Linked DNA regions of Homo sapiens: region 1 is linked to region 2. The links are chromatin loops, found by intact Hi-C in ENCODE. Cell type or tissue: PC-3. All regions are shown on one strand. Links, peaks and the distances in the headings refer to the core of each region. The heading gives the core; the rest is flanking DNA. Region 1 has its middle 91 kb from the start of SHANK2. Region 2 overlaps SHANK2 (SH3 and multiple ankyrin repeat domains 2).

Region 1 (16,192 bases), core at 4,429-12,428, 260 kb after region 2:
GGTGTGCAGGCCAGGTCTCCACTCTTCATGGGGGATGATTTCCACAGGAGAAAGCAGCTTGCTCTCTCCTGGGCATTGACTCTTCTCCAGGCTGCAGGGCTCCTGCCTTTGGTTGCTCCTGGGACTATTTCTTCTGGATCCATTCTGAAGGGGATCCATCCCCTTCCAGAGTCTACTGCTAGGAAGCAAATTCTGTACTTCACAGTGTTTGGGGTTGGGATCCCAGAGCCTAGCTGGGTTCTCGCCTCCCTTTTCCTGGACATAATACTCCTGTTAATGCAGCCCAGTTCTGGGGCAGCCTGGTGTGGTGATGAATGGCCCAGAGTTTGCAGTCCACCAGGCTTGCACAGGGAGGTGGACAACTCACCCTCTACAGAGGTGTGGATCTAGGGTGACTGCTGGGCACTGGCTTCTGCCAGCTGGCCTCTGGGCTGTGTGGCTACTTTTCCCACCCTTTGGTCCTTCTGAACCCAGGGCCTTTGCTTGGCCCAAGACCTCCACCCTGGTCAGCTGACTCTCCTGCTTGGTTTGGGCAGAGCTTAGTCTGAGCAGGGACTCCTGGCCTGGGTAGGAGAGGACAGGGGACAGATGAGGCCAGGGAGATGCATTTGGCATTGTGGCTGTCCTGGGACTGGGCACAGTGAGCAGAGTGGCTGTTCATCAGCGAAGCTGCAAGCCCAAGGCTCTGGGAGGTAGGGCTGATGTTAACAGAATAGACACTGCAAAGACTCAATGTTGCAGACCTGAGACAGAACCCAGAAGTTGGAAGACAGCCCTGGAAACTTCTGGGCTCTGGAGGTGGCTCTGTGCTCACCTGCAGGAAAACTTCCTCATTAGCCATTAGAATGATGGAGCTGCCTCCTGTGCTTTGGCCAAGGGCAGTTGACTGGAAGGTGTTGCTCTGTGCGGAGCCCTGAAGAGAAATCACCCTGACTTTGCTGTGTTCCAAGAGTGCAGCTGAGAAGATGTGATCTTGGGAGCCAGAGGCCACAATGTCTTTTTTATTCATCTCAATTTATGTTCCTGGCAAGAATAACAAAGGAAATGCTAGAGGTACAAATGAGCAGAAAAAATTATGAGGAAGACCACATCCAGGTGCACGGTGGTGAAATTGCACCAGGACATGCCAAGCCCATCTTTAGTTCAGAATTCCTCCTCATCTGTAGGGGACCATCCATCATCCACATTGCACAGTTCTGAGAATGAGCACCAGTGCCATCAATAATTCCACCAGGGCAACAGGTGTAAAACAGGGATTGTCCTAGCAAGCCGGACCATATGGCTGCCGCCCTTATCTGTGCAATCGGCTGATTTGCAGGGATAATGAGATATTCGATGAGAAAGGTTTTGTGACTTAGAGCAGCACCAGAATCAGTGCCAAGCCATTTTTGTAGCTCACTTATTTGTCCCACAGGCAGTGTCCTCTGGCGATGTGCTTTGCTGTTTGAGCTCTGAAAGGTGGTGCTGGAGAGGCTTATAGAGAGGGGTACCCCATGGCTTGTGAGCCCACCCAGGGCCCAGGCTTGCCCAGAGGCAGCACGGAAAATGGAAAGAACAGGGGCTTTGGGGCTGGACCCGTCCAGGTTCCCTTTAGTTTCCCACCCCACGGCTTCATAGCTGAGCACAGATATTGGTTGTTGGTGCTGTGTTTCTCCAGGACCTGCCTCCTTAGGTCTTGGTAAGGATAATCTGCCCTTCTAAGACACACTCTAAAAGCACTGGTCCCTTCTGCTTTCCAGCCTCCCTGGAAGCTGGGCATGGGAATGTGGATTGACTCAGCCAATCAGATGAGCCTGCCCTGAGTCATTTGTCCAATCAGGTGTCCTTTCCCTGAAAGTCTTGCCCAATCAGATGCACCTGTCCTAAACAGGGACAGTCAGATGCAGCCACTGTAAATTGTGTCCAATCAGATGTCTGCCCTGAACTGTGGATCGGAACCATGGGAAAAGGAGGCTGAGACTGGGAGAGGCCAGTGTGACCTGGTGGCCTGTGTCTGGGGCCGGCAGGGCATATGTCCACGCACACCTCCTGTCACCAGTTCCGCAGCGTTTTCCCTTCCTTCTGGCCATGTTTGTGCTGCCCTTTATTTTTCTAATACATTTCTGTTCTGCTTATGCAAGACAGAACCTGTTTTTCTCTTGCTTACAACTAAAGAACCCTGGCTAATGTGCTGCATGAGCTAGAGCAGTTCTTGCCATTCTCTGAGCCTTACACAGTTATCTTCACAATGGAACAAGGATCCCTACCCTGCAGGGTTTTTTAAAGATGAAGGAGCATGCTTTCTGCATAGCACTGCATCCAGCCACGTAGCCCTGGAGCAGCTGTGGGTGCAGCCTGCACAGAGGGGAAAAGGAGCTGTCGTGGTTTTGATGTTTGTCTCCTCCAAAGCTCATGTTGAACTGCAATCTCCAGTGTTGGAGGTGTGGGCCTGGTGGGAGGTGATTGGATCATGGGGGTGGCTCGTTCGTGAGTGGCTTAGCACTGTCCCCTTGGTGATGATGTGATAAACAAACTCACCCATCCAAACCCAAAGAATGGACTCAGGCACCTGGAGAATGGTGAACATGAGACTTTTAATGATGCCTTTGCAAGATCAGGTGTCGATGGGCAGGCACACCCAGCACGGTTTCAACAAGCAGTTCATCCCCCAGTGCACAGGTCGCTCCCCTGGTTCTTCATAGGCTGAGTACTGTGGGGTCACAATCTTCCCAGATGTTGCCTATTGATTGTTAGGCAGGGACTTCAGGTGTTTTATTTTTGGGAGTTGTCCTGCTGCACTTTGTTGCAGCCCACAATGCACTGCAATCCTAGTCAGCTCGGGGGCTCTTCAAGTATTTGACTTATGACTTAAGTATCTGGGCAGGCTGATAAGAACAGAAAAAGCTAGCTATTTTGCAGGCTAGTACATTTTCATTTTTTTTTTTTTTTTTTGAGACTGAGTCTCGCTCTGTTGCTCAGGCTGGAGTGCAGTGCCACAATCTCAGCTCACTGCAACCTCCACCTTCTGGGTTCAAGTGATTCTTCTGCCTCAGCCTCCCGAGTATCTGGGACCACAGGCACGCGTCACCATGCCTGGCTAATTTTTGTATTTTTAGTAGAGATGGGGTTACACCATATTGGCCAGGCTCGTCTCAAACTCCTGACCTCAAGTAATCCGCCTGCCTCGGCCTCCCAAAGTGCTGGGGTTACAGGCGTGAGCCACTGCCCCCGGCCTGTAAACTTTCATCTTAGACTAAACTTCTTCAGTTCACGTAAGGGCAACCAAGGGGGTTGGAGGGCTGGCAAGCGGGCCTTGGCTATCCAAGCAGGGGCCTAGTATATCCTGTTTCTTCTGTAGTTTGCTGACCTAAGCCAATTTAAGGCACTTTGTCTTGGAAATGGGCCACTGCATACATTATTTCCTTCAATGAGTGAGTTCTTGCTCGGGAAGTTTATGCAAGATCTAATTGTTTAAATGTGTGTGGCCCCTTCCCCCGTCGCTCTCTTGCTCCATCTCTCACGCTGCGACACGCTGGCTCCCTGCCACCTTTCACCATGATCGGAAGCTTCCTGAGGCTTCACCAGAAGCAGATGCTGGCACCATGCTTCCTGTTCGTGAGACACAATGACACCTCTTTTCTGTATAAATTACCCAGCCTCAGGTATTTCTTTATAGCAATGCAAGAACGGCCTGACAGAGGAGACTACCATAGCAAATAGCAGCGTGTGAACTACCCATTAAAGTACTTGCTAAGCTAATCTCCTCCTTTCTGCCAAGGGGTTAAAATGTTCAGAAACAACAATTCAACCTTCAGAAATGATGGCAAGCCAAACTCATTTAATGTGCGGCAGGCAGAGCTTCGCTCCCCGTACAGGGCTGCCAGATAACATGTGGGATAAACAGTGGGTTATTATTTATTTTAGTGTAAGTATGCCTCATGCACTATTTGGACATACTTATATGTAAAAAAAAAATACTGTGTGTCTGGGATTCCAATATAACTATGCACCCTGTTACTTTTATTTGCTAAGTCTTGGCCCCCTCACACCCTGGTTGCCTCCTCCAGGATTTTTTCTCTTGACTCTCATGTCCTACGTTTGCTTTGCTTTGGGGGAGCTCTGCAGACAGCCAAATGCTGTTTTTGCAGCGTGACTCTGAAAGCCTGCATTTGCTCCAGAGCTTATTAAGACAAGCCATTTCCACCACGATGAAGAGCACGCACGCACAGCCGTATCCCAGAATCAACGGTGTCTCAACGACAAAATTGAAAGCATTCTCACGTATTCCACCACTGGGAGTCCAATATGAAGCAGCAACACCCTTCTGGGTCATTATGGCTCATTTTCACTTTCAAAAGCACATGCTTCTGGGTGGTCTGGCCCCCGCGCCTGCCTCCGGCCCTCCTGTTCCTCACACCCACGCATAGTTAAGGTCCATTATGCACCCGACTCTGTCCAGGCAGGGAGCTGCCAGGGACAGTCATTTTCCAAAGAGGAAACACATTTGCTTAGCAAGTCTAGGCCTGCTGGTCTCCCCATCCAGACAGACAGGGAAGCTTCTCGTTACTTCTAATGCATCGCCCTGGGAGGCCGAAGGAGACCATTTCGGGAACTGTGCTTCCCAGCACAGGCTCTACCTCCAAAACACAGCAGGCAGGGGACAGAGCCTGGTGGCTGCCGCATGGTTACCTGTAACCAAGAGGTCACCCAGGGCTGAGGTGTAGGTGAGTCAGCGGCTACCCGTGTGTGGTCTCTCTGGAGCCCGCAGAGCTGGCAACTCAACTAGGAGTTCAAAGCTGTGATTTTACACGTCCGTGGAGCAGATATCAGGAGCTTAAAGAAATCATCTTCATCCCTTACAGTCCCTGGGGATGCATCTCCTGTGCTTCTCTGGTCTTTAAAGAGAAGGGCGATTTGGGTTAATTACCATAGTTACTGTCATTGCCTATTGGGCTCTGTGATGCTGGTTTCTCAGGATTAGTCATAAAATACGTGGATGGCCATTCCAAAGATGAGTTCTTACTGTAGTTGATTTTAAAGGCACTTCAGGGGAAGCCAAGGAACCAAGCTGCCAAAGGGCTACTGATGTTCTTTTTGGACCGAGCGCAACGGTCCTTTCATGTCTGCGTTCCTCCATCCGTCACTGATTCGCTCCAACGACACTGGCGGCACATTCACTGTGCGCTGAGGCTTCTGGGTGGGGTGTGGGGCCTCTGTGGTGAAGGAGGATGAGATAGGGAGGCCCATGTCCTGCAGGTCACAGTCCAGTGAGGAGTGCTCCTGAGACAGAGTTCAGCCTACATGCCGTGGAAATGGGCAGCTCCACGGTGAGCAAGCCTCAGGGGGCTGCACAGCAGGCAGTGGGTGTCAGGGGTGCAGTGGGGGCAGCTCCAACTCCACCTGGCCACAGACTCATACTCCGTCTTTCTCAGCTTCTGCCCTAATCCTGGTCCTCCTCCCTGTGCCCCCCACCCCTGCATGATGACACCTAGCATTGGTGCAGGCTGGGAATGTAGCTCTTTAGCTGAGCTGAATGCCTGCCTCAGCCTCACCGGGCCACTGTCATAGGGAGAAGGAAAGGGTGGTATCGGAAAGGCCACCATCACGGTCTGATGTGCCCTGGGGTTTACACTCTCAGGGGATGGTCTGTCTATGCTTAGGTCAAAATTCCAGCATCTGCCTTGCTTCCTCTTCTCTTGCAACCTTTATTGACCCTAAGCAAGTTCTCTTAAATCTACTTTGAAAGCATAGACTAGTCTGCACACATTTCTCCAGCTTTACTCCGTCACCCTCGCCCTGGTCACTGGTAACTCTCTCCTGGGCTTCTATAGTAACCTCCTAAGGGGTCTCTTTGCATGTCCCTTCTCTGTTGATACTGTCTTCTTAGAATGGCCAGAGTGATGTTTTGTTTTTTGTGGGGTTTTTTTTGAGACAGGGTCTCACTCTGTGGCCCAGGCTGGAGTGCAGTGGCACAATCTCGGTTCACTGCAACCTCTGCCTCCCAGGTTCAAGGGTTTCTCCCACCTCAGCTTCACGAGTAGCTGGGACTACAGGCACAAGCCAATACGCCCAGCTAATTTTTGTATTTTTAGTAGAGACAGGGGTTCACCATGTTAGCCAGGCTGGTCTTGAACTCCTGACCTCAGGTGATCCTCGTGCCTTGGCCTCCCAAAGTGCTGGAATTACAGGCGTGGGCCACTGTGCCCGGCCCAGAGTGATCCTTTAACTGCATAAACCAGATCATGTCCCATCTTTACTGAAAACTCTCCAGTAGCGTAAGATCCAGATCCCTTGCCTGGGCTTACAAACTCTGCAGGCTTCAGTTCGCAGCCTCCCCAGGTGCTCGTGCTGCCTGCTTCCACAGGTTCCACCGATGGTCCTTTCTTCTCTTCCACAGACATTCCACCCCCATCCCTACCTCAGGGCCTGGGCGCCAACTGTTCCTTCCACCTGGGGTGCTCTTCCCTGGCTCCTTCTTGTCATGTGGGTCTCCACTAAAGACCACGACCTCCAAAAGGAGACCTCACTCTCCACCTGCCACTAGCCTGACATTGGTTTATTTTCCTTACCCGTCTGCCTGCTCTCCGCCTTGCCCTGCTGGAGCCTGTTTGTCTCGTGTATGCTCTATCCCTACAGCACTGTCCAGCAAGGAGCAGGTGCACGGTGGGCAGATGTGCTCGGGTGAGCTGAGGTGGGAGCACAGACATGCAGGGATGGGGTGGCTCCTAGGTGGACCCCCATAGGTGGGAGGAGCTGGCCAGGTGACGAGTCAGGGAGGACATCTCGGGAGGAGGCAGCAGCTCTGGACAAATCTCAGGTGAGGGAAATAGCTTGGGACATTCAAAAAATGGAAAGATGACCAACATAGACACGGCATGGGTTGCACGGCTGGCCACTCAAAATGTGGCTGAGAGGTCCATGCCAGGCAGGGCCCTGCAGGCCAGGCTGTGAAATGTTGTCCGAAGGGCAACAGGGCAGCACTGAAGGCTTTGAGGAAGGGGGTGACATGGTCCAGTTTGCATTTCACAAATGTTGCAAGGAGGAAAACGGAAGGGAGTAGAGCTGGGGGTGCCCAGGAGACCAGCGAGGGGCTCGCAGTCGTCCAGGCAAGAAACCAGGGGCTTGGGCAGGAGGTCTGCATTGAAGGGAGTGCCAACAAGTCCCGGGAGAGTCAAGGGTGACTCCTCAGGTCTCGGGGTGCTTGTGAGGCTTCCCAGTGGAGAACGTGAGAAGTGGGTTGGGTAATGTGATTACGTCACATCTCAGAGCCAGAGGAATGCAGAGTCCTCCGACCACAGCCACGTCAGAGCTCAAGTTCAAGCTGCGACTGATCCCCGTGGGCTGAGATGTGTCTCCCCACAATTCCTATGTTGATATCCTAACCCCAGCACCTCAGCATGTGACTGTATTTGGAGACCGGACCTTTGTTTTGATTATTTATTTGTTTTTTGAGACAGAAATCTCTGTGTAACCTGGGCTGGAGTGCAGTGGTGCAATCATGGTTCAATGCAGCCTCGACCTCCTGGGCTCAAGGGATCCTCACACCTCAGCCTCACAGGAAGCTAGGGCTACAAGCGCGCACCACCAGCCCAGCCGACTTTTTTATTTTTTGTAGAAACGAAGTCTTGCCATGTTGCTCAGGCTGATCTCAAATTCCTGGGCTCAAGTGATCCTCCCGCCTTGGCCTCCCAAGTAGCTGAGACCACAGGCATGTACCACCATGCCTGGCTAATTTTTTTAAAAATATGTTTTTAAGAGACAGGTTCTCACTATATTGCCCAGGCTTGTGTCAAACTCCTGGGCTCAAACAATCCTCTTGCCTCAGCCTCCCAAAGTGCTGGGATTACAGGCATGAGCCATCGTGCCTGGTGGAGATAGGGTCTTTATAGAGGTGATTATTTTAAAATGAAGTCACATGGGTGGGCCCTAAACCCATCTGACTGGTGTCCTTATCAAAAGAGGAGATGAGGGCACAGACATGCACAGGGGAACACAGGGAAGGTGGCAGCTATAAGCCACAGTGAAGGGCCTCTGGAGGAACCAACTCTGCTGCCTTGATCTTGGGCTGCAACCCCAGAACTGTAGAGGATAAACACCTGTGGGGCTTTGTGACTGCAGCCCCAGCTGACTCATGCACTGATACTGAAGCAGAAGCAGGCAGGGAGTGGGGAGAGAGAGAGAACCCCAGACCACCTTTCCCAGCCAAGCTTCCAGAAGAGCTGTCCCGCTCCCATTTCGCCTCCTCACTTCCCAGCCCTGCATTCGGGGACCCTCTCTCCAAGAAGGCCTGTCCCCACGCCCTGGTCACGCTCCACTTGCCCCATTCCCGGGGTCCATTGTGGGTTCCGTCCCTTCTTCCACCCGTTCCGATGCTGTTTTTCCCGGGCTCTCCTCACCCAGGGAAGGGCCCTCGCCCCACCCACAGGCTGGGGACTCAGGAAGCCCACCTGCAGCCACATTCTCAACGCCCATGCTCCCATCCACCCTCCCTGCGGCCCCTGACACGGCTGCTCACACCCAGGCCTACCACGTCCTCCTCCCGATGTCCCTGTGCTCTGCAGCAGGCTCAGGCTCAGGGACAGCATTGTCATCACCCTGAGCACCCGTTGTGGAACCCCAAGGCCACTCCATGCTCCTCCCTCCCACCCGGAACCCAGTCAGCTGCCAACTCCTTTGACCCACATGCTCCCTCTGCAGGCTGGGATTAGAATTCGCGTCCTGACCTGGAGGCCAAAGCCCCTGCTGGTCCCCTGCCCTCCTCGGGTTCTGCAGGCCAAGAGCCGGGGTTTTGGCAGAGCCCTGAGTTTGAGCATTGCCACTCAGGGTTGAATGGCCTTTGACAAGTTCCTGAAGTTCCCTACATCTCAGTTTCCCCTTCTGTAAAGTGGGGCTAGAAATACAGCCTCCCTGGTAGGGCTATTGTGTTATACCAGACAGAGAATGCACAACACCGTCCTGGTCATTGCTGAACTAGTGAGAGCTGCTTTCCCTCCTCTTCCTCTTGCCCTCTCCCTCCTCCTCCCTCCGCTCACTCCCACTCCTCTTCCTCCCGCTTCCTCCTGCCCGTCCCTTTCCTCTCCCCTGTTGCAGCCCCTCATCTCCTGGCTCACCCTGTTTAGATCTGCAGATGCCCTAGTTCTGTGCCAGGCTACAGTACAGCAGGTACATTTCCTTCAGGAAGCCGTGCCCTGCTCCTGACCAGGACGAAGGAGCCACTGCCCACCCCTCCGTGAGGCCAAACCTGCTCCTGTTCCCCCATCTGTGTGTCCCCTTCTCAGACTCCTGTACGGGAGTTCAACCATTTCCAGAGACCCCACGGAGGCTGGAGTTTTTGTTCTCAGCCTAAAGGGTCTGTGTTGTTTTCCCAACCAGGAGACTGGGGCCAAAGCGTCCAACAAACAGGAGAGCAGGCCCAGCATCTGCAGCCCCAGCCCCAGCTGATACACAGCTAGACGCCCCCTCCTCACAGCCCCCTGTGGAGTGTGCAGAGACATGGGATTTAGAGAAGGGAATGAGGTGGTCCTGAGCAGTTTACTTTGAGAAATTAACCCCAGAAACTGCTGAAAGTCACTGTAGTGTGAGTGGACAGGTACTTCTGCTTTTCTGGGAGAAGGAAGTTGCTGGGGGGTCCTCCAGACAGCATTCCCGGCCTTGCTCTCCCATGTCTGCACCTGGCATTGGAGAGGAGCAAGTGCTGCTCTTAGATCCTGCATTTATTTTAGGAGGTGGGGAGGGGACCCCTGGCCCTGACTACCCCAGGGTGGCCTGTGAACAGCAGCATTTCATCACGGGGGTGCTGGTCAGAAAGGCCGAACCCCAGGCCTGCCCCACGCATAGGCACCGTGCCTGGTGCATGTGGGCTTCGTAAGTCAACAAGAGAGTGGACTGTGTCATTGGTTCAGTGACCAGCCGTATTCAGAAGGACTGGAACACGGGGTGTACACGGCAGAGCCGTGGGAGGAAAAGCGAGTGGGGTAAGCGTCTGTGAGTGGATAAAACCCAGCTCCTGCCCTTGGAGAGCTCATAGGTGAATTGGTTCATAACCTCAACTTGCAGGATTTCCCGGGACTAGCCTGTGCCCCAGTGAGTTTGCTACTCAGGGTATGATCTGAGGTCAGCAGCAGCCCCTGAGAGTTTATCAGGAAAGAAAAGTCCTGGGCCCAACCCCAGACTGGCAAATTGGGTGTTGAGGCCAGGAATCTAGGTTTTAACAAGCATTCCTGGTGATTTTTTCTTTTTTTTTTTTTTTTTGAGACGGAGTTTTGCTCTTGTTGCCCAGGCTGGAGTGCAGTGGCGTGATCTTGGCTCGCTGCAACCTCTGCCTTCTGGGTTCAAGTGATTCTCCTGCCTCAGCCTCACAAGTAGGTGGGATTACAGGTGCCCATGACCACGCCTGGCTAATTTTTTTATTTTTAGTAGAGTCAGGGTTTCTCCATGTTGGCCGGGCTGGTCTGGAACTCCTGACCGCTGGTGATCCACCCACCTTGGCCTCCCAAAGTGCTGGGATTACAGGCGTGAGCCACCCCGCCTGGCCTAGCCTGTCCTTTTTAAGCCACTTTCCCAGAGACTTCATCCTGCAGCCGCCAGTCACATCGCGTGGTTCTTAGATGTGTCGCATGACGAGACCTAGCAGGGGCGCAGGCTGGGAATGCAGCTCTTTAGCCGGGCTGCACGCCTGCCTCAGCCTCACCAGGCCACTGTCATAGGAAGAAGGAAAGGGTGGTATTGGGAAGGCCACCATTGCGGTCTGCTGTGCCCTGGGGGTAACTCTTAATGCTGCCTACCAGATTGTCTGGTTTTCCTCTGTGCATGAACATGGCAGGATTGCCTGTTCTGTCTCCTTTGCAGGGAGTAGTGAATATGGTACAAGCTACTCCCCATGGACTGTGGGGAGAAGTAGGCAAAGCATTTAAAATGCTGGCATGCGACTCCAAGAGCACTCTTCCTTTGCCTGGCAGCTGAGGGGCTTGAGCACACAGCTGTTCCCTCCCTACACCCTGGCCCTGAGGGACATCTCTGCACAGAGCCTCCTTGCTCACTGTCCCTGCTGCCTGAGGACCTGCAATGGATATGTGGTCTCAACAAGAGATGATCTGCTGTTCTTTTAAATGACTGGGATATGGGGGATGTTTGATACTTCAGCATAACCTTGATCATCCTGACTGATACAACAAATATTGTAGTCCTATAAAATAATTTTTAAACAAATTATTTCTTCGTAATCTGCTCATGAAACTCTTGTCCCTTCTTCAAGATGCAGTCCCTCCTCTGGGAAGCCTATCCTGACTTGAGTCTCAAGTTGAATTGACCTTGCGTTTCCACTCTTCTTTACATGGTGCCTCTATAGAGTAGTGGCTTCCTAGATTGTCAGTTGTCTATGTACCAAACTCCCCTCCCCAAACTGAGTTTCTTAAGGTCAAGGTGGCATTTATCTCCATATCCTAGCTCCAGAACAGTGCCCAGCATGTATGAGGCCTTCAAGTTGGTCTTGCTGGATTGAACTGAAGTAGAGACACAGATAGACAGGTGCATCAAACTGCAGAATTTTCTTGTCCATATGCTTTTGCTCATTCTTCCTTCTGTGCTTGCAGTGTTCTATTTTGCTTCTTGAATCCCCATCTTTCTATTTATATCATAAATTATATTTATATTCACCTGTAAGGGTGCTGTCTCTTGAAGGGAAAGTGATTGATCATTCAATAAATGTTTTTTGAGAAACTACTATGTGCCAGGTACCTTTCTAGATTCTGGATATACAGTGATGGATGAAATAGACAAAGGTATGTTCATTCCAGTAGATAAGATAGAAATAAAAATACATTAGGATATAATAAATACATAACGTCAGCTGATGACAAATGCTGTGCAGAAAAGTAAATCAGTGGAAGGGGTTAGAGAGTGATGGGAGATGCTGCTTTTAAAGGGAGGTATAGAAAAGCCTCTTTGAGTAGGTAACATTTGAGCTGACCCATGAAGAAAATGAGGAAATTCACAATGCACATACCTGCAGGAAGAGCATGTCTAGTAGAGGGAACAGAAAATGTAAAGCCCATGGTGGGAAGCACAGGCAGGCCAGTGTGACTGAGTGCAGTGAGTGAAGGGAAGAACAGAGATGAGACTGGAGAGGCAGTTGGGGATGGATCTTTTAGGGTCCTAAAAGCAGGGCTGAGCGGCTTGAATTTTACTGTAAGCTCAATGGGAAGCCAGGATTGTTTTAAGTAGGACAGAGACAAAATCCAGCTTGTGCTTTAAAAAGATCATGCTGGCCAATAGTTGAAGAATAGATTGGGTTAGGGGGAGTCTCATTAGGAAGGCATTGAGTGTCCCAGGTAAAGGTTGATGGTATTCCAGGTGAAAGTCAATAGTGGCTTGGGCAGAGGGTGTCAGGGAAGGTGCCACAGGGGAAGAACAGTTCTGAAGGCATGGGAAGTGTGAATCCCACACTGTATTTTGGACACGTCTGATTCAAGATGCCTGTTAGACACTGAATGGTCTTTCCAGGAGACCAGATTCACTAGTCTGGAATCATGGCAGTGGATGGGGCTTGGCATGTAAGTTTGAGAGTTCTTAACATTTAGGTGATTTTTAATTCAGTAGGCTGGACTGGATCACCTGGAAAAGCTGGTAGATAGATCAGCACAGAGATCTGAGGACAAGACTGAAGGTTTCATCTAAGTTGTGAAGGAGAGAGAGTTAGCAAAGAAGGAGAAAGAATGGCTTGGAAGGTAGGCACAAGGAGAAGCGCAAAAGAAGAGTGTGTCCAAAAGGCAAAATGAAGACTCTCATTGAAACATGAAATGAGCACCTAAGATGCTATTTAACTCAGGAATAAATGAAGGAACTAATCAGATGTTACAACCAGTTCAAAGGAGGAGTCAAAGCCCCAGCCATTCTAGAGGCACTAAAGAAACCTGAATCAAATTTACAAACATTCATGGCAGGTCTACCAGAGGCCAATAACCAATTGCATTCCAGCAGACACAACTAATTTGCCTTTCTAGAAACAAAAGTTATTTGCATTGTTCTCAGTTTTCTACAACTTTTCTCAATTCATAAAGTAGCCCAATGAAAGGTAGAAAGAATCCAGAGGGTGTACTAGACAGGATGCTCAGTAAAGTTTGCTTGGTTTTTTTCTTCCCACTTTAAATTCTTCTCCCAATTTTTCCTGACACAGGGACTACAGTGTCTTAGAACTCACAGGAATGAAGTCTTTCCCGAAGGAGAAAAGATCAGCTGTGTCAAAAGCTATGGTGAAAGGAAGATGAGAATGTGCTAATGGATTTGCCAGCATGGTGGTCATTGGTGACATTGACAAAGATAGTTTTGGTGGATTGGGGGAAGAACCTCAGCTTGGATGGGGTTCAGGAGAGATTGCAGGGTGAAATAGTAGAGACAGAATGGACACTTTGGGGAGTTTAACCACAAAATCCTCTGAGAGAGGCTCAGAAGGAACAACTCTCAGGGCCCCACAGTGATAAGGTAAGTTCTTAACACATCCCTTGAGGCCACCTCCAGAGACTCGTTCCTTCCCTTGAAAATGCCAATCTAAGCCATCGTAAGCCACCTGTCCCATGGGAGAGCATTAAAGCAAAAACCCTAATTATCAAAGGAGAAAGAATTTTAGTCGGTGCAAACAGGATAAATACCATTACTTTTCCCAAGTGTGCATTTTCTGAACCCGGAATATTGGGGCCCACCAAAAGGCTGCAACAATTTTCTAGGTTCCAGGTCAGGGTTTTTCTCTTCTGTCAACTCCTTGCTGCCTCCATCTTCCAGTGCCCAAGTGCCCTTCTTTCCCTACTCTCCCTCCTTCCCCTAAAGCTGCTCAGCACTGGCTCAGAACCAGTGGCTGAGGGCTGACAGCTATTATGAAGCGCAGCAGGAATTTAACCTGCATTCGGGGCTCCAGAGCCCTTGCTCTTTTAGCTGCATTGGTGCTGCTATGCTAGCGTCTTCTGCCGAGAGAAAATGTGTTGCAAACACCTATGTGCTTCCCCAGGTGAAGCGCTGTGCTCTGCAAATGTGTGATTTTGTGCACTTGCCTCAGATAATTATCTGATCATACCGAGGATTACCTTTGGGAAAAACAAATAGGCCAAGGGAAACTGAGAGAGGAAGAGAAAATGAGGGAGGAGCGTGGAAGGCTGGGGCTGGGGCGGTGCGGGAGGGGCTCGGCCTCAAGCCGCCCCATCCCCAGCACTCATGCTTTGCAGGTTCCCTCTCACTGAAGCCGTCTCACAGCAGACACTGTGGGAGTTGGGCTTCTTCCCACTTCACAGAAGCAACTGAGGTTCTGGAAGTTTGGTAAGGTCCTGGGCTGGGAATGACACCCATGTCCAGGTGACTACACGGTCCTATCCTCGGCCTCCCAAGCAGCTGTGAACCTGGAGGAGCTGCCTTTGAACTTGGAGCAGCACTGGATTTTCAGGAAAAGCAAAACTAGAGGCAAGCGGGAAAGAAGAGAGTGTGTTTTTGTTTTTTTGTTTTTTAGAGGAACCAACAGCATCGGCCAGGGGCTGTGCCCCCCCAGGAAAAACCCTGCTGTGGGGATGGCAGGCCATTGGCCATGGTTAAGTAGGGGCCTTGCTGGGGGAGCAGGTACAGCCTGAGGATCCCCTTTGTTCAGCCGCACATCCATCCGAGGCTCAGGCTGTTGTTCCCCGTTCACTCCCACAGTGAGTCAGGACTGGGTGGAAACAGGGCCAGTCACTCAGAAGGGTCTCGACCAGCTTCCTGGGTCGGGGATGACAGGGCCAGCCCGAGAGAGGCCGAGGGGAACAGGGAGCTCAGGTGGTTGGGCAGGAGCCAACGCTGAGAGTACAAGAGAGGTGGCTGCACAAAGGGAGTGAATCTCCATGACGTCTCTCTCCTGCACAGGGACCCAGAGTTACCCTGTGTGACATGCACGTGTGCAGCTGCAAGTTACGCAGCTCCTAGAAGCTGGTGAAGCGGGCTGATGTTGGTCAGAACCCACACAAGAGAAGAGCCAGCCTCCTGTGAGGCTTGTTCCCTCCTGATGTGGAGCCTTGGGATGTGGCTGGAGTGCCTTTATGTCCACCTCTAACCACCAAATACACCCCGTTTGCCACCAGGGGTTAGCTGGCCACTGTCACAGCAGGCGTGGCAGCAAAGGCGTACAAGGACCAAGTGGCTGGACCACAGCTAAGAAGGAGACAGAAGCATGAACCCAAATCTCCAGGCACTCCTGGGTTTCACGATTCTCTGGTGTTCTTTGAAAGCATAAAGAAAAAAAATGAGGATTTTAAAATGGCATGTTCTTGTAATGATGATGAGATCTGGGGTTTTCCAGAGATGCACCTGTAAGCATTGTAACCCCTGTCACACTTTTTTTTTTTTTTTTTGAGATGGAGTCTCACTCTGTCACCCAGGCTGGAGTGCAATGGCACCATCTCGGTTCACTGCAAACTCTGCCTCCTGGGTTCAAGTGATTCTCCTGCCTTAGCCTCCCGAGTAGCTGGGATTATAGGCGTGTGCCACCATAGCCAGCTAATTTTTATATTTTTATGTTTTTAGTAGAGCTGGGGTTTCATCATGTTGGCCAGGCTGATCTTGAACTCCTGACCTCAGGTGATCTGCCCACCTTGGCCTCCCAAAGTGCTGGGATTACAGGTGTGAGCCACCACGCCGGGCTCCCCATCACACTTTCTTAGACATCATCACTGTCTGTCCTTGTAGGAGGCAAGGGCTTGTTCTTTTTCTTCTTCCTTATCCTCCTTTTGTAAATCAAAGTAGGGCGTATGTGTGTGTGTCTCTGTGTGTGTGTGTGAGTGCATGCCACATAGTGCCAAAGGGATTGTAAGGATAAACAGCAGCCCCCACATGCACCCCACCCAGCTTCTTTAATTCTTTTAAGTATTTAAGTATTTCTTTTATCTGTATTATTAAACAATATGTTGCTTTTGTTGCAATCTCTTGATTCATCAGTTTTAAGCATCTCTACAGAATGGTGAATATTTACCTCTCTTTAAATCAGGATCTTAGCCAAAAGCAGTGGCTCGTGCCTATAATCTCAGGACTTTGGGAGGCTGAGGCAGAAGGATTGCTTGAGCCCAGGAGTTCAAGACCAGCCTGGGCAATACAGGAAAACCCCATCTCTACCAAAAAAAAAAAAAAAAAAAAAAAGGGCCAGGCACGGTAACTCACTGTGAGTGCAGTGGTGCAACTATAGGTCACTGCCTCCTTGACCTTGTGG
Region 2 (16,192 bases), core at 4,548-12,547:
GAGGCAAGGAAAGAGCAAGGTGAGCTTGAAATATCTTGTTGTGCCAGAAATAAAGGAAATGGTAAAAAAAAAAAAAAAATCAATGGGGCTGTGTCCCAAGGACACAGGAGCCATCCTGAAGGGACACCCACTGGCTAAAACTGGGATAATAATAACAGATTATTACCTCCTGAATAAAGAGAACTCTGCAAGTCTGCCTTGTTGTAAATATATGAATAAATAAACAAGAAGAGAAAGCTTTTCTTTACAACAGCAAGCCAACTAATAATGTAGAAGCAATGGTAGGATTAAAAAAAAATCTCCATTTAGCAACCATAATAGCATTAATTCTGGCAAGAAAGGCCAATGGATGCCAAAACTGTCAGGTGAAAGGGGTATGAGAAAACAGATTTTTGCATAGCCTCAAAGATCACCAAACAAGATCTATTAATTACAAAGGAGCAAAGTAAGGCAGGAGGTGGGACTCAGGAAGCGGGACTCAGACACCGGACCAAACTGAGGACTAGCTAAAACAGGGCGGGGCAGAAGCAGCTTTCCATAAGACACGCCCATCAGTGTGCCACATCAGTTTACTGTTGCCATGGCAACACCCAGAAGTTACCACCCCTTTCCCTGGCAATGGCCTGACGACTCAGAAGTTACCACCCTTTTCCTAGCAATTCCTGCAGAACCTGCCCCATAATTTGCATGTAATTAAAAGTGGGTATAAATGTGAGTGCAGCCCGGCCTCTGAGCTGCTGCTTTGGGTACACTGCCTCTGGGGCAGCCCTGCTCTGCAAGGAGCAGTCTCTGCTGCTGTTCACAGCTGCTTCAATAAAGGTTTTGCCAACATCACCATCCTGCCCTTGAATTCTTTCCTGGGTGGAGCCAAGAGCCCTCCTGGGCTAAGCCCCCATTTTTGGGCTCACCTGCCCTGCATCAAAAGAGGAGAAACCCAACAGACCCCACCTGACTAGGTGGTCGGTGTGACCTCCACAATGAGTACCAGGCGAATGGTCCCCATGTATCCCCGTGAAGGTGTGATGCTGACAGCACAGCATCCTTTCTAAGGCATTCCTGCCAAATGCATATGCTGGATCCCATCACGAGCAAACACTGAGCAAACCCAACAAAATGACCGCCCCAAAATCTTCAAAACAGTCACAGCCATAGGAATTAAGGGAAGCCCGAGGGAGTCTCCCAGATGGAAAGGCTCCAGGCAGGTCCCAGGCTGGATCCTCTTCTATCAGGGATGTTACTGGGACACCGTCACCACTCAAATGTGCTCTCCGCGTGGAGGGCATATGGGAGTTCCTTGTACTATTCTTGCAACTATTCTATAAGCTGGAAATGGAAACAGTAATTTACAATTTTAAAAAGAAAGTTAATAGGCCAGGTGTGGTGGCTCATGCCTGTAATCCCAGCACTTTGGGAGGCCGAGGCGGGCGGATCACGAGGTCAGGAGATCGAGACCATCCTGGCTAACACAGTGAAACCCCGTCTCTACTAAAAATACAAAAAATTAGCCGGGTGTGGTGGCGGGTGCCTGTAGTCCCAGCTACTTGGGAGGCTGAGGCGGGAGAATGGCGTGAACCCGGGAGGCGGAGCTTGCAGTGAGCCAAGATCACGCCACTGCACTCCAGCCTGGGAGACAGAGTGAGACTCCGAGAAAAGAGAGAAAGAAAGAGAGAGTAAGAAAGAGAGAGAAGAGAGAGAGAGAAAGAAAAAGAGAAAGGGAAAGGGAAAGGGAGGGGAAGGAAGGGGAGGGGAAGGGAGGGGAGGGGAAGGGAGGGGAGGGGAGGGGAAGGAAGGGGAGGGGAGGGGAAGGAAGGGGAGGGAAGGAGAGGAGAGGGAAGTGGGGAAGGAGGGAAAGAAGGAAAGAAAGAACGAACTCGCTTGACACAAAGATACTGAAAGCTACCAAAGTGTTAAAAGAAGGAATTCATCCTCCCACAAGAGAAGCAACACTAACCTCCTTTTCTTATTTTGAAAAGGGTGTCTGGTCTCTGGCTGTTGAGACAGCTGAGAGGGTGATAGGAGGGTGGAGAGTAATGGGATGAAAGGCAAAACACTGCCCTTGACACCTGCACCCCGTACCCACTCTCCTGAGGTGCTTTTTGGAAAATGCATGTGTGGGAGGCTCCACCCATGTCTGCTGCCTCTGAATCTCCTGCTGAGGCCTGGGCAGGGGCACCTGGAGATGGCTCCCCTCGAGACTGTTTGCCCCAGCGATGCCTAGCGTCCCACCCGCCCTGTGCAACCACAAGACTTGGTGTGAATTAGAAAAAAGGGTGCTCCTTCCTTCAAGCCATTTAACGCCACCTGCTGGACACTGGTGATACATCTACAGGACCTAAAACTATGGCAAGAGGAACGGCGCCACCTGGGGTTGTGCAATGCCCAGCACAGCAACCAGAGCAGCGGGGAGGTCACTGCACTGCAGGGGAGCAGCACAGGTCGGCTGAGACGAACCCCCTATCACTTCTGCTTGGCTCTGTGCCCCAAACAAAATTGTTCCCAACCACACTTAGGCATTTCTCCCAAAACATATGCCTTGTGACATGAGGTAGAGACACCACAGCCCACACAACAAAGAGTCACATCATTTCGGCTCTCACTGGGTCAGGAAGTGGGCTGCCCGTCAGTAGAGAAACAACGTCTCGTCCAAACACAAGCAAATCCCCCTCGCATGGCCTGAGCCACCAGCTGCTCCGTGGCCCCGCATACCACGGTTTTCAAAGGCTGGCTGTGGTCTTCCTGCTGGCCCAGTAGTCAAGGAGGCCAATGCACCTGAATGAATGCAGGAACACGGGCAGCGGACGGGCTGTGATGCAAACCAGAAAGTGGCTAGTTCAGTTTTGTTGGTGTTGCGGGCTGAATTGCATCCCTGCAGCATTCATGCGTTGGAGTCCCCACCCCCAGTACCTCCGCATGGGGCTGTATGTGAAGAGGGTCTTTCGAGAGGTGATTAAGTTAAAATGAGGCCATTAGGGGGCCCCTAATCCCATCTGGCCTGGCTGGTATCCTTATAAGAAGAGGAGCTGGGGACACAGACACACAGAGGGACGACCCTGTGAAGATGCAGAGAAAAGGCGGTGTCTGCAAGCCAAGGAGAGAGGACTCAGGAGGAACCAGCCCTGCGACGCCTTCGTTTGGGACTCCAGCCTCCAGAACTGTGAGATAATGAATGTCTATTGTTTGAGGAACTTTGCAGTGGCAGCCCTATGCAGCAAACACAATCACTTTGGGTCTACTAATGTGTGCTGTTCAGCCTGAAATGATCACAGACAAAAGACATCATGCTATAATTCCAAAAGGAGAGATGACTGGCATTCCCACATAAAGCTGCGGCCCTTGCCCACCTTCCCCATGGAGCCCATCACTCTCATAACATGATTTTTGGAAAGATGAGGTCTCTTAAAGATGTCACCTATGTCAGGAGGGCAGGATAGAGGACCTGCCAAAGTGCAGAGGGTGGGGTGCTGGTCTCGGGGTCTTCACCCATCCCCTCTCCTGTTCCCCGCATGTCCCTGAAGAGTCAGGGCTGACTGGGAAGGCAGGTACTCAAGGGTCCTCATTCCCTCTGGAGGCTCAGAGAGAGAGGATGCCTCTCTTCCTTCTCCAAACAGAACCTTGCCAGGCCAGAGGGGCTCAGAATATGGAACTGACCTCCCAGGTCAATTCAGAGCTGATCCCCTGAAAGCACAGCTCACTGTTGCGGCTCCAGACACGGGGGCCACAGAGGCTCGGCCGCTCGTGCCCAGGGGCAGACCCTGAGCCCCAGGTCCAGAGTGACACGGGGAAGGGCTCCCGTGCTCTGGTCCTGCCACCTGGCAGGGACCCCACACTCTCACACCCTGGAGGTGCTCATCTGGAAAGGTGCAGTACCTGCCAGCACCCACGTCCCACAGTGAGGCTCGGTCCCAGTTCCAAGGCTGCCAAGCACATGCCAGCACAAAGGGCCAGAACCCTGTTCACAATGTCCCCCCGGAGCCAATGCATGCCAGCTGCCCAGATCTGAGGGTCACCTGCCAGCACCACAGCCTGGTTCCAACACTGCTCCCACGTCCCCTGGCCAGAATGAGCCACTCCTGGCTGGCACTGTGGAGCTCCTGGGCTCTCCACCTGGCTGCTGTTCACGCTGGCCCTTCCTGTGCTACCTGGCATTGTGCTTACCGTGACCAAGCCCAGGCTTGGACACCGCGGTCACTGCGGTGCCTGAACAGTGGTCATCTCAGTGCCTAGGCAATGGTCATCTTGGGGCCTGGACACAGCAATCACCTCGATACCTAGATGGACAGTGATCGCCTCAGCACCTGGACACGGTGGGTACCACAGTACACTAGAAAAACCTCAATCTGAAGGAAGACCACAACCCATGTGGCTCCATCCCATTCTAAATGCTAACTTTCCAGTCAAGCATTGACTCCCATCTCTACCAGGCAGCTCACGCTGGGCTGTACACAGTCCCACCCTGGCAGGAAGGTAACCAGAAAGCTTGGACCCAGAACGACATAACGTGGGGCTCCAGCAAAGAACCTCCCACAGGCCTGGGAGGATCAGGGGCCTGTCCCCTCGCCGTGGGGCCCAGAGAGGCTCAAGAGCTGAGGGCATCCGGCCAGGGATGGGCAGGGGGCAGCCTGGAGCAGGAGGAGAGGAGAAGTCACTGTGGCCCGAAACTATTTCTTTAAGGCGGACACTCTTCATTTAAATGCGATAAATAACAAATAGCAGCCAGTAACAACATTCAGACTGATGTCACACCCATTGCACAATGGGAGCAAAATCAAACGAGGGGCTGGGAGCAGGTGTGGTAGGCACTCTCTGAATACAACGGATTGTTTCTTAACGCCCGCCCCCCCCCCAACCCTTCTGAAACAGGTTCTCACTCTGGTTGCCCAGGCTGGAGTACAGTGGCATAATCTTGGCTCACTGCAGCCTCCACCTCCAGGCTCAGGGGGTCCTCCCACCTCAGCCTCCAAAGTAGCTGGGATTACAGGAATGTGCCACCATGCCCTAATTTTTGTATTTTTGGTAGAGACAAGTTTTGCCATGTTGGCTGGGCTGGTTTTGAACTTCTAGGCTCAAGTGATCTGCCTGCCTCAGCCTCCCAAACTGCTGGGACTATAGTGTGAGCCCCTGTGCCCAGCCTAATGTATTATTTACTTCTAATGATGACGTCAGACGTGGCCACATGATGATGACAATGATGACAATGAGGATGATGATGGGGGGACAGATGATGACAATAATGATAGGGACATTTATTAAGCACCTGGTCTATGCCGGGCACTGCAGAAAATGCCTCACGTAAATTCTGTCATAGCTGTCTCCAGAGCTCTACAAACTGTTACTCAGCCAACCTGAGAGATTAGCACACAAGCTCAGAGAGGGTGGGGCACTTGCTCAGGTGAGCCAGCGAGCGATGAGGTGGGTTTGCAACCCCAGGCTGCATAACACCCAGGCCAGAATATGGCCAACAGACAGCATGAGGAGAGTCCCTCATCCCGAAGATACTGAGTCAAACTCAGAGAGGGAGGGAGAGAGCCAGGCTTTGCCCCAAGGAAGGTACCGGGGTTCAGCACATGGAAACGCAGGGTCTGGATCCCTCACCAAGCGGCATCCTCTCCAGGACCACACCCCCTGTGGCCAGGGCCAGCGTGCTGTGAAGTTGCACGGTGGATGTAAAAGTCTTTAGCAATTAAAAATACAGAATGAATACCCCCAAATCTGACCCCTGATGTCCTTGGGTTGTGGGAATGCATTGGGGTGTTTCTTAACTTGCTTCTTTATACTTCTTTGTATTTTCCAAGATTTCCATGATGCATGGGTAATTTTTTGGTAATCAAAAACAAAACAAAACAGGGTAATTTGAATAACAACTTTTTTTTGGGGGGGGGAGACAGAGTCTTGCTCTGTCTCCCAGGCTGGAGTGCAGTGGCGCAGTCTCAGCTCGCTGCAAGCTCTGCCTCCTGGGTTCATGCCATTCTCCTGCCTCAGCCTCCCGAGTAGCTGGGTCTACAGGCACCAGCCATCACTTGCTGCTAATTTTTTTTGTATTTTTAGTAGAGATGGGGTTTCACCGTGTTAGCCAGGATGGTCTCGATCTCCTGACCTCGTGATCTGCCCGCCTTGGTCTCCCAAAGTGCTGCGATTACAGGCATAAGCCACCGCACCCGGCCCGAATAACAACTTTTAAGATAATTTGCAGACAGCCTGAGCTCAAATGGGGCTCTTCTAACATCAGCCTGTGGGGATGGGGCATATCCCCACTGTGTGAAGTGGAGGGTGGATCTGAAATGTGTCCTTAGGCCATGTGCACCTGGCCTGAGACAATGATGGGAAAGCAGCGGCCTGGGGAACCCTGGAGTACACCTGCAGCATCTGTGAGCAGGCCTGGCTGTGGCCGCGCAGGCTCTCCCACACGATGAACGCCCAGAACCCTGGGACAGGGCTGTCCATTCTCCAGGTGCTAGAACAGAGACACAGACTTTAAATGCAAAGCCCATCAGCCTGAGAGCTCGGAGGTGCTTCTCCCGAGAGGGCAGAGCCAGGCACAGCCCAGTGAGGTCCAGGAAAACCCACCTGCCCCTGTAATTTCTTCTGCCACAAATGTGCTGTGAGTGGTTTGGATGTGAGAACCCTACAGGCAGCATAGAGAACCAGGCTTCTGGTAAGAGACAGGCCAGGAGTGAATCCAGCTCAGCCAACTGCTTGCTCCGTGGCCTTGGGCAAGTTACCTGCCCTCTCTGGGCCTGTGAACTCATATGGGAAACAGCAATGAGAAGTAACCAGCTCTGAGGATATAGAATCATAGTGCAATTAAAGCAGCTCAGGACAATGAATGCCCCCAAATTGCTACGGGTCCTATACACATTTGACCATTTTTACAAAGACAAGCCTCTGTCATGTGCCTGGGTTTGCTACGGGTCCTATACACATTTGACCATTTTTACAAAGACAAGCCTCTGTCATGTGCCTGGAAGGGTTTGTTCATTAAAGGAAATCTGAAATTAAATGTTCCTCTTCCAGGAGCACTCCTGTTTTAATGATATCAGTGACAGCTCTCAAAATCAGTAGACTTTAGGCTAGGCATGGTGGCTCACTCCTGTAATCCCAGCACTTTGGGAGGTTGAGGAGGGCAGATCACTTGAGGTCAGGAGTTCGAGACAAGCCTAGCCAACATGTTGAAACCCTGTCTCTACTAAAAATACAAAATTAGCTGGGCGTGGTGGCACACGCCTCTAATCCCAGGTACTTGGGAGGCTGAGGCAAGAGAATTGCTTGAACTCAGGAGGCGGAGGTTGCAATCAGCCAAGATTGCCCCACTTCACCCCAGCCTGGGCAACAGAGCAAGACTCCATCTTAAATATATATATATATATAATATATATGTTATATAATATATAATATATATGTTATATTATATATGCTATATATTATATTATATAAAATATATAACATATTATATTATATAAAATATATATTATATAATATATTATATAATATATATATTAAATATATATTATATTATATATTATAATATATATAATATATTATGTTATATATTATATTATATATGTTATATATATAATATAATATATAACATATTATATGTTATATATATTATATTATATAAAATATAATATATTATATAATATATTATGTTATATAATATATATTATATTTATATTATATAATATATGATACAACATAATATATTATGTTATATTATATAATAATATTATACAACAATAATATATATTGTTATTTTAATATATTATATATTTATATAACCTTAATATATATATTAATTATATATTAATATAACATAATAAATTGTTATATATTAATATGTTATATATATTATGTTATATATTATATATATTATGTTATATATTATATTATGTTATATATTATTATATATAACATATTATATGTTATATATATTATATAATATGTTATATAATATATTATATAATATATTATGTTATATAATATATTAAATTATATAATATATTATGTTATATAATATATTAAATTATATAATATATTATGTTATATAATATATTAAATTATATAATATATTATGTTATATAATATATTAAATTATATAATATATTATGTTATATAATATATTAAATTATATAATATATTATGTTATATATGTTATATATTATATATGTTATATTATATATGTTATATAAGATGTTATATAAGATATAGTATATGTTATATTATATATGTTATATAAGATATAGTATATGTTATATTATATATGATATACATTTATAATATATGATATATGATATATTATTTATAATATATAATACATATTATATATTTATAATTTATATATTATATTATATATAATTATGTAATATATAATTTGTTATATAATTATGTAATACATAATTTATTATATATAATATATAATATAAATATATATAAATATATTATATATAATAATATATATATCATTAGACTTGGAGTTAAGCAGATGATTCTCCATAATATTGAGTGGGCCCCATCCAATCAGTTGAAGGCCTTAAGACTGAGGTCCCCTGAGAAGGATGAGATCCTGCTAGAGATGGACTTGAGACCCGCACTGTGGCATTTACCGGGCCACTTGGCAGGGTAAATGTGAGCACTTATGAGGATGATCTGGGAGGCAGGCGGCACTGTCCGCTGCTCCTGCAGGCCCGTGCAGGGCACCCGCACCCATCCCTTATCTGCTCCGTCCCTTATCATCTGATAGGCACAAGGGCCCTGCAGATGAATGAGAGGAGGCTCGCGAAGGCAAAGTTGCTTCACATTATCACTGAGAATCTTTAGCAGGGGAGAAAATGGCTTTCCGGGCCTTTCATGAACAGGCAGCAGACCACCAGAGGGCAGTGAACGCACCTGGCTGGCTTTCCAAACCCTGCTCCACATTTTCTAAGCTGAGGTGGGAGCAGGTGCACTGCCCCAGAGCTCAAGCCTCCAAGGTACCAGTGCAGCTGCACAGGCTCAGGCCCCGGGACCAAGGTGGCCGGGTGGCTCTGGGACAGCCAGGCTCTGAATGCAAAGCGCAGGGCCTCAGGGACAGAACCTGGCCCTTTGCAGGCCAGGAGTCACAGCTGAGAGCTGCAGTGAGTGACTGATGGTCAGGGCTCCTGCCAGCCTCCACCGTTACCTCCATCCCAGGGCCAGCTGGAGAGATGGGCCCGGAGACATTTGCCTGGTTGGGAGAGAGGGCAGGAAAAAGGAAAAAGGAGGGGTGTGGGAGGGGAAAGGACGGAGCTCCAGGAATCCCCAAAGTTGAGACACAGGGGCTATTCTGGCAAAAGGGCTGGCGGCTGGATTCAGGACTCTGTGAACTACTCCACGTTTAAGGAGGTTTTAGCCTGCATCACACCTTCAGAGCTCAACAGGAAAACAGCAATGCAACCAGAGCACTGTGATGTCTAAAGGGAAGACATGTCTGGAAAACACAAATTCAAGCAGGCATTCTCACAGAGAACAAGCGAGCTTCGGGTCCCATACGCATTTAGCTGGTTTTGTTGTTGTTGTTGTTGTTGTTGTAGTTTTGCTCTTATTGTCCAGGCTGAAGTGCAGTGGCGCAATATCGGCTCACTATAACCTCTGCCTGCTGGGTTCAAGCGATTTGCACGCCTCAGCCGCTCAAGTAGCTGGAATTACAGGCGTGGTACCTCCACACTTGGCTAATTTTTGTATTTTTAGTAAGACAGGGTTTCACCATGTTGGCCAGGCTGGTCTCGAACTGCTGGCCTCAGGTGATCCACCTGCCTCAGCCTCCCAAAGTGCTGGGATTACAGGCGTGAGCCACCGCACCTGGCTGCATTTGACTATTTTTACAAAGAGACGCCTCTGTCCTGTGCCTGGAGGACTCATTCACTAAAGGAAACCTGAATTTAAACCTTCCTCTTCCTTGGGCGCTCCTGTCTTCATGAAGTCAGTGACTGCTCTCAAAACCAGTAGACTAAATTGATGATTCTCCATAATGTGGGTGGGCCCCATCCAATCAGTTGGAGGCCTCAAGAGAAAAAAGACTGAGGTCCCCTGAGGAGGAAGAGATTCTGCCAGAGACAAACAGGATCCCCGCAGCGGCATCAACTCTTCCTGGGTCTCCAGCCTGCCCTGCAGATTTTGGACTTGCAGCTCCACCACTGCATGAGCCAATTCTTCAAAATACTATTTTAAAAAATTCTGTATCTGTACACACACACACATGCATGCATGTGCACACCCTATTGGTTCTGTTTTTCTGGAGAACTCATCACACCTGAACACACAAACAACATTGAGTGGTTTCTATGGTGTCATCCAGCGACATCAAATGACAGTTCTGTTCACGTGAATCACCGACTTTGAGTTGACTGAGAACAAGACTCATTATCCATTTGGCCAGGCGGGAGGGACGTCCCCAACGTCCATGTCTCTTAGAGACTCACAACTCAGCCTTGTCCCCTGGGGGCCGGCAGCTGTTCGGTGGAGACCCTGTGAGACTCGAGAAAGATGTGGGTGTTCAGGGTTCCATGACTCCCGCCCCTCGCCCAGCCATGTTTGCTGGTAGAAATGTCTCGTGGGTGACTGCACCACCCCACCAGGGGCCTCCCCTCATCCTGAACTTGACCTTGTGGGTGACTGCACCACCCCACCAGGGGCCGCCCCTCATCCTGAACTTGACCTTGTGGGTGACTGCACCACCCCACCAGGGGCTGCCCCTCGTCCTGAACTTGACCTTGTGGGTGACTGCACCACCCCACCAGAGGCCTCCCCTCGTCCTGAACTTGACCTTGTGGGTGACTGCACCACCCCACCAGAGGCCTCCCCTCGTCCTGAACTTGACCTTGTGGGTGACTGCACCACCCCACCAGGGGCCTCCCCTCATCCTGAACTTGACCTTGTGGGTGACTGCACCACCCCACCAGGGGCCGCCCCTCGTCCTGAACTTGACCTTGACCTCAAATCAGCCTAGTGAGTTTTAAAAACCAAGCTCATTAGCGCTTTGGCAGTCCCAAGAACTGCCCTTTTCCAAGCAGGTCACCTTGGAAGCTTGGGACAGCTCCCAACACAGCTGAGATTCTCCTTCGGGAGCTGCCTCTTCCACATCCTCAACAGGAGCCGAAGCTCACGCCATGCAGACGGGCTTGGCCTCAAAAACACCAGCACAGAGCTGACAGCCAAGCGCAGCAAGGAGAGGAGACGGGCAGAGGAACGGGGCCATGTCTCAGGGCGTGAGCGTCTGCATGGCCACTGCATGAGCACCAGTGCCCAGAAATACAGAACACTGTCAGGCCTGCTCAGAAGCATGTCCACGCACATGTGGACCTGTATGTACATGCGTGCGTGCGAGTGTGTGTGTGTGTGTAATTTATGTTCGTCTTTCTATCTCATGTCTGGTTTCCCCCCACGGGAACACCAGGGGCTTGCATCAGGCATTTCTGTTCACTGCTGCAGGCTGTGTATTCAGGACACCGAGACACATGGCTGGGGCTCACACCCAGTAGACGACGTTTGTGGCTGATGAGCACCCATTAGCAGTGGGTAGGGTCTGTGGTGCACCCGGAATGGCTGGAAGTGGGTCAGGCGTGAAGAGGCGAGCGTGGTCAGGCCAGGAGACCTCTTGGGGACCCCCTGAAACAGCTCAGACACAAATGAGGAGGGGGCCAGGGAATGAGCGTGGCCAGGGCCAGATGCTGTGGAGAGGCTCAGAAGGGCCAGGCCTGACACTGACACACAGCCGAGGGATGGCAGGGCCATCTGGGGCTGGAACCGTTGGTTGACAAAGGGGGAAGAGGTCAAGGGGAGGAAGGAGGAGGGAACAAGGACAGAAACACTGGCGAGTTTCCACCAGGGACAAAGCGAGGGCAGGGCAGGAGACTGAGGAGGGGAAGCAGCTCCCCCAACCCAAAAACCTCCGAGTGCTGTGCAAGAATTCACCTGCTGCTTCCACATTCAGGATATATCAGTCAGGGTTCTACAGAGACACAGAACGTGTGTGTGTGTGTGTGTGTGTGTGTATCCTGCTGCTTCTACATTCAGGGTGTATCAGCCAGGGTTCTCCAGAGAAACACAACCTGTGTGTGTGTGTGTGTGTGTGTGTGTATGTGTCCTGCTGCTTCTACATTCAGGGTGTATCAGCCAGGGTTCTCCAGAGAAACACAACCTCTGTGTGTGTGTGTGTGTGTGTGTGTGTGTCCTGCTGCTTCTACATTCAGGGTGTATCAGCCAGGGCTCTCCAGAGAAACACAACCTCTGTGTGTGTGTGTGTGTGTGTGTGTGTGTGTGTGTCCCCTGCTGCTTCTACATTCAGGGTGTATCAGCCAGGGTTCTCCAGAGAAACACTACGTGTGTGTGTGTGTGTGTGTGTGTGTGTGTGTGTGTGTGTCCTGCTGCTTCTACATTCAGGGTGTATCAGCCAGGGCTCTCCAGAGAAACACAACCTCTGTGTGTGTGTGTGTGTGTGTGTGTGTCCTGCTGCTTCTACATTCAGGGTGTATCAGCCAGGGTTCTCCAGAGAAACACAACCTCTGTGTGTGTGTGTGTGTGTGTGTGTGTGTGTGTGTCTGTGTACATAGATACATTTATATGTTATATATGTATATGCACGCAGAGAATTTTTAAAAGTTTAGAGCTTAGACACATAAAATTAAAGATAGAAATATTTTAAAGAGTTGGCTCATGCAATCACGGAGGCTGTAAGTCTGAAATCTGCAGGGCAGGCTGGAGACCCAGGGCAGTGTTCAGCGGGAATCTGGAGTCTTTTTCTGGCAGAATTCCTTCTTTCTTGGGATCTCAGTCTTTTTCCTCTTAAGGCCTTCAACTCATTGGATGGGGCCCACCCACATCATGGAGGGTCATCGGCTTAACTCAAAGTCCACTGATTTAAATGTTAATCCCATCTTAAAAAACACCTTCTCAGCAACAACTAGAATATTGTTTGATCAAATATCTAGGAGCTAGAGCCTAGCCAAGTTGACACATAAAATTAATGATCACAGGGGAAAATTATTTTCCTTTTTCATAAAGAAAAGCACAATAATGACAAGAAATCTCATGGCGGGTGCATGGAAGAGGACTTCCAAAGACCAGTCATTACTGCTTCCCTGCCTGCGGGCTCCAGCTTGGGTGTGGGCCGGGGGCTGCCATGAACAGCCCCACAGACCCCTACTCATCCCTCGGGAGGAACAGGGGCTTCTCCAGGCTGCAGGGCCGACGATGAACCAGAACTGACCTAGCACAAGAAAGCCCAGGGAGGGCGGGGCCTGCTGGCACCCCCACTGCCCAGTCTGACCACAGTGGGCAGAGTGCATAACCTCCCTTACAGGTGTGTAAGGTGGTAATGGCAGAGGAGAACACAAGGTAGCCAGAGAAACCATGGCAGTCACTGTGTAGAGAACCAAGCAAGAAACCAGTCAGGGCCCTCTGTCCTTGACCTCCCCTTGCTGTTCCAGAGCCTCCTCTTGACCTCCTAGGTAGACAGGTGCTATCAGCTCTCCCAGACCCACCTCACCCCTCTGCCTGGAGACCCTGGCCTGCAGCCTGCACCACAGCACTCCCTCACTGTCCTCCAACTCTGGCAGGGCTCAGCCAAGAGAAGAGAGGCAGATATTCCTTCCCTGAGTCCTCCCTGACATGGGCCTGCGGGCCCCCTCCTCAGCCCTGGCTCTCCTGCTCCCGGGAGCATCATCTCCTCTCCCTGCCCATCAGCTCACAGGTGCTGATGGCTCCCCAAGACTGCTCTTCTATGGGGTCCTCAGCCTTTAACCCCGTCCACACCTCTACCTGATCAGGTAAAGACTTTTCACTGGAGACAGCCGGTGAAATCTGTTTCTTGCCAAGACCAGGCTGACCTACCTCCTAACCCAACTGTTGCAAGGTTGGGCCTGAAAAACACGCCCCTCGTGCGTGCAAATCAGGACTTCCTGGGGCTCACCTGTGCTCAGAAAACACCGGTGCTTTCTGGTATCCTGCCCTGTCAGGACGGTGGGAACTTGGAGAGGGCAGGGCTCCTGGGAAGGGGGCGTCCACCCCATAACTGCAGGGCACTCCTGCTGTGCAGAAACTCAGCAGCCTTGCCTCATCTTCCAGTTTCTCCAGAGAAGTCAGAAATGTCTATTTCTATGCAAATGTGTCTGTTTTCAAATACTGACGTTCACATTTTAAAATCATTTTTAATTCACATATTTTCAGGAACTCTGGGCAGGCCAAACAAAATACCTGAAGGCAGGATCTAACCTTTGGGCCACCCTGCTTATCTGCGGGATCGGAGGAGAAGGGGAAGTCAGTTCGTGGGTACAACAGAGTGGAGAAGCGGGCCCACGTACCTGGTGGATCTCGTGCCAGCCGTTCTCATCTTTGCAGCACACAGTGGCGTGTTCGTGCAGGAGAAGCTCGCAGCAGTAGGGATCACCTCCGACGATGGCTGTGTGATACAGCGGGGTGAGGCCGTAACTGTCTTTATAATCTGGGGATGCACCAAGCTCTAAAAGGGTCTAGGAAAAAAAAATTGAAAGCCGTCGTTATTGGTCTCATGACCCCTTTTGCAGAGTGAGGTGATCCAGAAAGCAGCACCAGGACCACCCTCCCCCAGGTCAAGGCAACCCACACCCTGAGTACCCAGTGCTTCTCCTGGGCTCCCCAGAATTAAGAAGGGTATAACCTGGCCGGGTGTGGTGGCTGACGCCTATGATCCCAGCATTTTGGGAGGCTGAGGCAGGTGGATCACCCGGGGTCAGGAGTTCAAGACCAGCCTGGCCAACATGGCAAAACCCTGTCTCTATGAAAAATACAAAAAAAATAGCCAGCGTGGTGGCAGGTGTCTGTAATCCCAGCTACTTGGGAGGCTGAGACAGGAGAATTGCTTGAACCTGGGAGGTGGAGGTTGCAGTGATCCAAGATTGCACCATTGCACTCCAGCCTGGGCAACAAGAGCAAAGCTCAGTCTCAAAAATAAAGGGGGGGGGGGGCAGGTATAACTTTAGACAACTACATTTCTAGTTCTGAAATAGCAAACAGTGCCCAGAAATGCAGGGCAGGCTGACATTTGGGAGACGAGGAGACCTGCAGCACTCAGACCCTTCCTCGGCCTGGTCAACATTTTGTGCCAGTGGTGTGGCATGGGCAGCAATACAGTGACTGCAACATTTGCGGAAGAGAGAAAAGGTGCATGGTTTAACCTACATGCCCAGTGGAAAACCACCTCATTCCGCACGCTGAGGGTGGCGAACCTAGCAAGCATCGCGTCTTCAAGAATGCTCCTGATTTCCGAGGAAGCCAACGGGTACGGTGTGGCTCTGCGTCCCCACTCAAATCTCAATTCAAATTGTAACCCCCAGTGCTGGAGGTGGGGCCTGATGGGAGGTGATGGGTCATGGGGGCGGATTCTCAGGAATGGCTTAACACCACCCACTCAGTGCTGCTTTCGTGATAGTGAGTGAGTGCTCATGAGATCTACTGTTTAAAAGTGTGGCATCTCCTCCCTCTCTGTCTTCCTCCCACTCCGGTCACAGGAACTGCCTGCTCCCGCTTCACCTTCCACCATGATTGGAAACTTCCTGAGGCCTCCCTGGAAGCAGAAACTGCTCTGCTTCCTGTACAGCCTGCAGAATCATGAGCCAATGAAACCTCTTCTTATAAATTACTCCGATCTCACATTTCTTTATTGCAACGCAGGAACAGACTCACACACCAACAGAAGGGGTGCAGCTGAAATGAAGTGAAAGTCCTGAGACTTTAGGGACAGCGAGGCCCCCGTCTTGGGGGTCAACCTGCAGCGGCACGTCCCATCCCTGCTGGTGTGGGCTCTGGTGGAGGATGCCTGGGCGTGCACCACCCTGTCCAGAGGCGCCGTGGCTGCAGTGTGAGGCAGGGGCACGGAGCAGTAAGACAGCAGCAGGGGAAGGTGAGGCGCGGAACCCACAACAGGGCAGGCTCCCACGGACCCGCCACAGGGTGCTGGGGGGATCTACCATGTGGCTCTGTGTCCCCTCCCAAATCTCAATTCGAATTGTAACCCCCAGTGCTGGGGGTGGGGCCTGGAGGGAGGTGATGGGTCATGGGGGCGGATTCTCAGGAATGGCTTAACACCACCCACTCAGCGCTGCTCTCATGATCATGAGTGAGTCTTCCTGTGGATGGGGTTGGGGTTCACCACTGGCCTTACGGGTTGAAAAGACAAGTCCCTTGACTGAATAGAAGGTGAAAG

The links. Hi-C counts contacts between places; a loop is a spot of excess contacts. Peaks named below come from ENCODE experiments on the same cell type or tissue, not always from the same donor. Only the 100,000 strongest peaks of a DNase experiment are listed, where the experiment ranks them.
Region 1: a loop joins it to region 2, with 16 times the contacts of the local background. A loop is called at or near these places in 4 of 110 quality-filtered maps.

The regions. Positions count from the first base shown.
Region 1 is chr11:71,335,090-71,351,281 of GRCh38, forward strand. No RefSeq gene overlaps it. Among named protein-coding and RNA genes, the nearest start is that of SHANK2, 91 kb to the left of the region's middle. RefSeq lists an enhancer at 8,474-8,973. In PC-3, for the core only: a CTCF peak has its summit at 8,683 (motif pointing left); a DNase peak (open chromatin) is centred at 8,672; H3K27me3 peaks cover 584 bases.
Region 2 is chr11:71,078,110-71,094,301 of GRCh38, forward strand. SHANK2 (SH3 and multiple ankyrin repeat domains 2) reads right to left here. Exons shown (of 26, transcript NM_012309.5): 8 at 14,313-14,480. Among named protein-coding and RNA genes, the nearest start is that of SHANK2, 170 kb to the right of the region's middle. In PC-3, for the core only: CTCF peaks have their summits at 8,864 (motif pointing right) and 9,066; no DNase peak of the experiment used is centred there.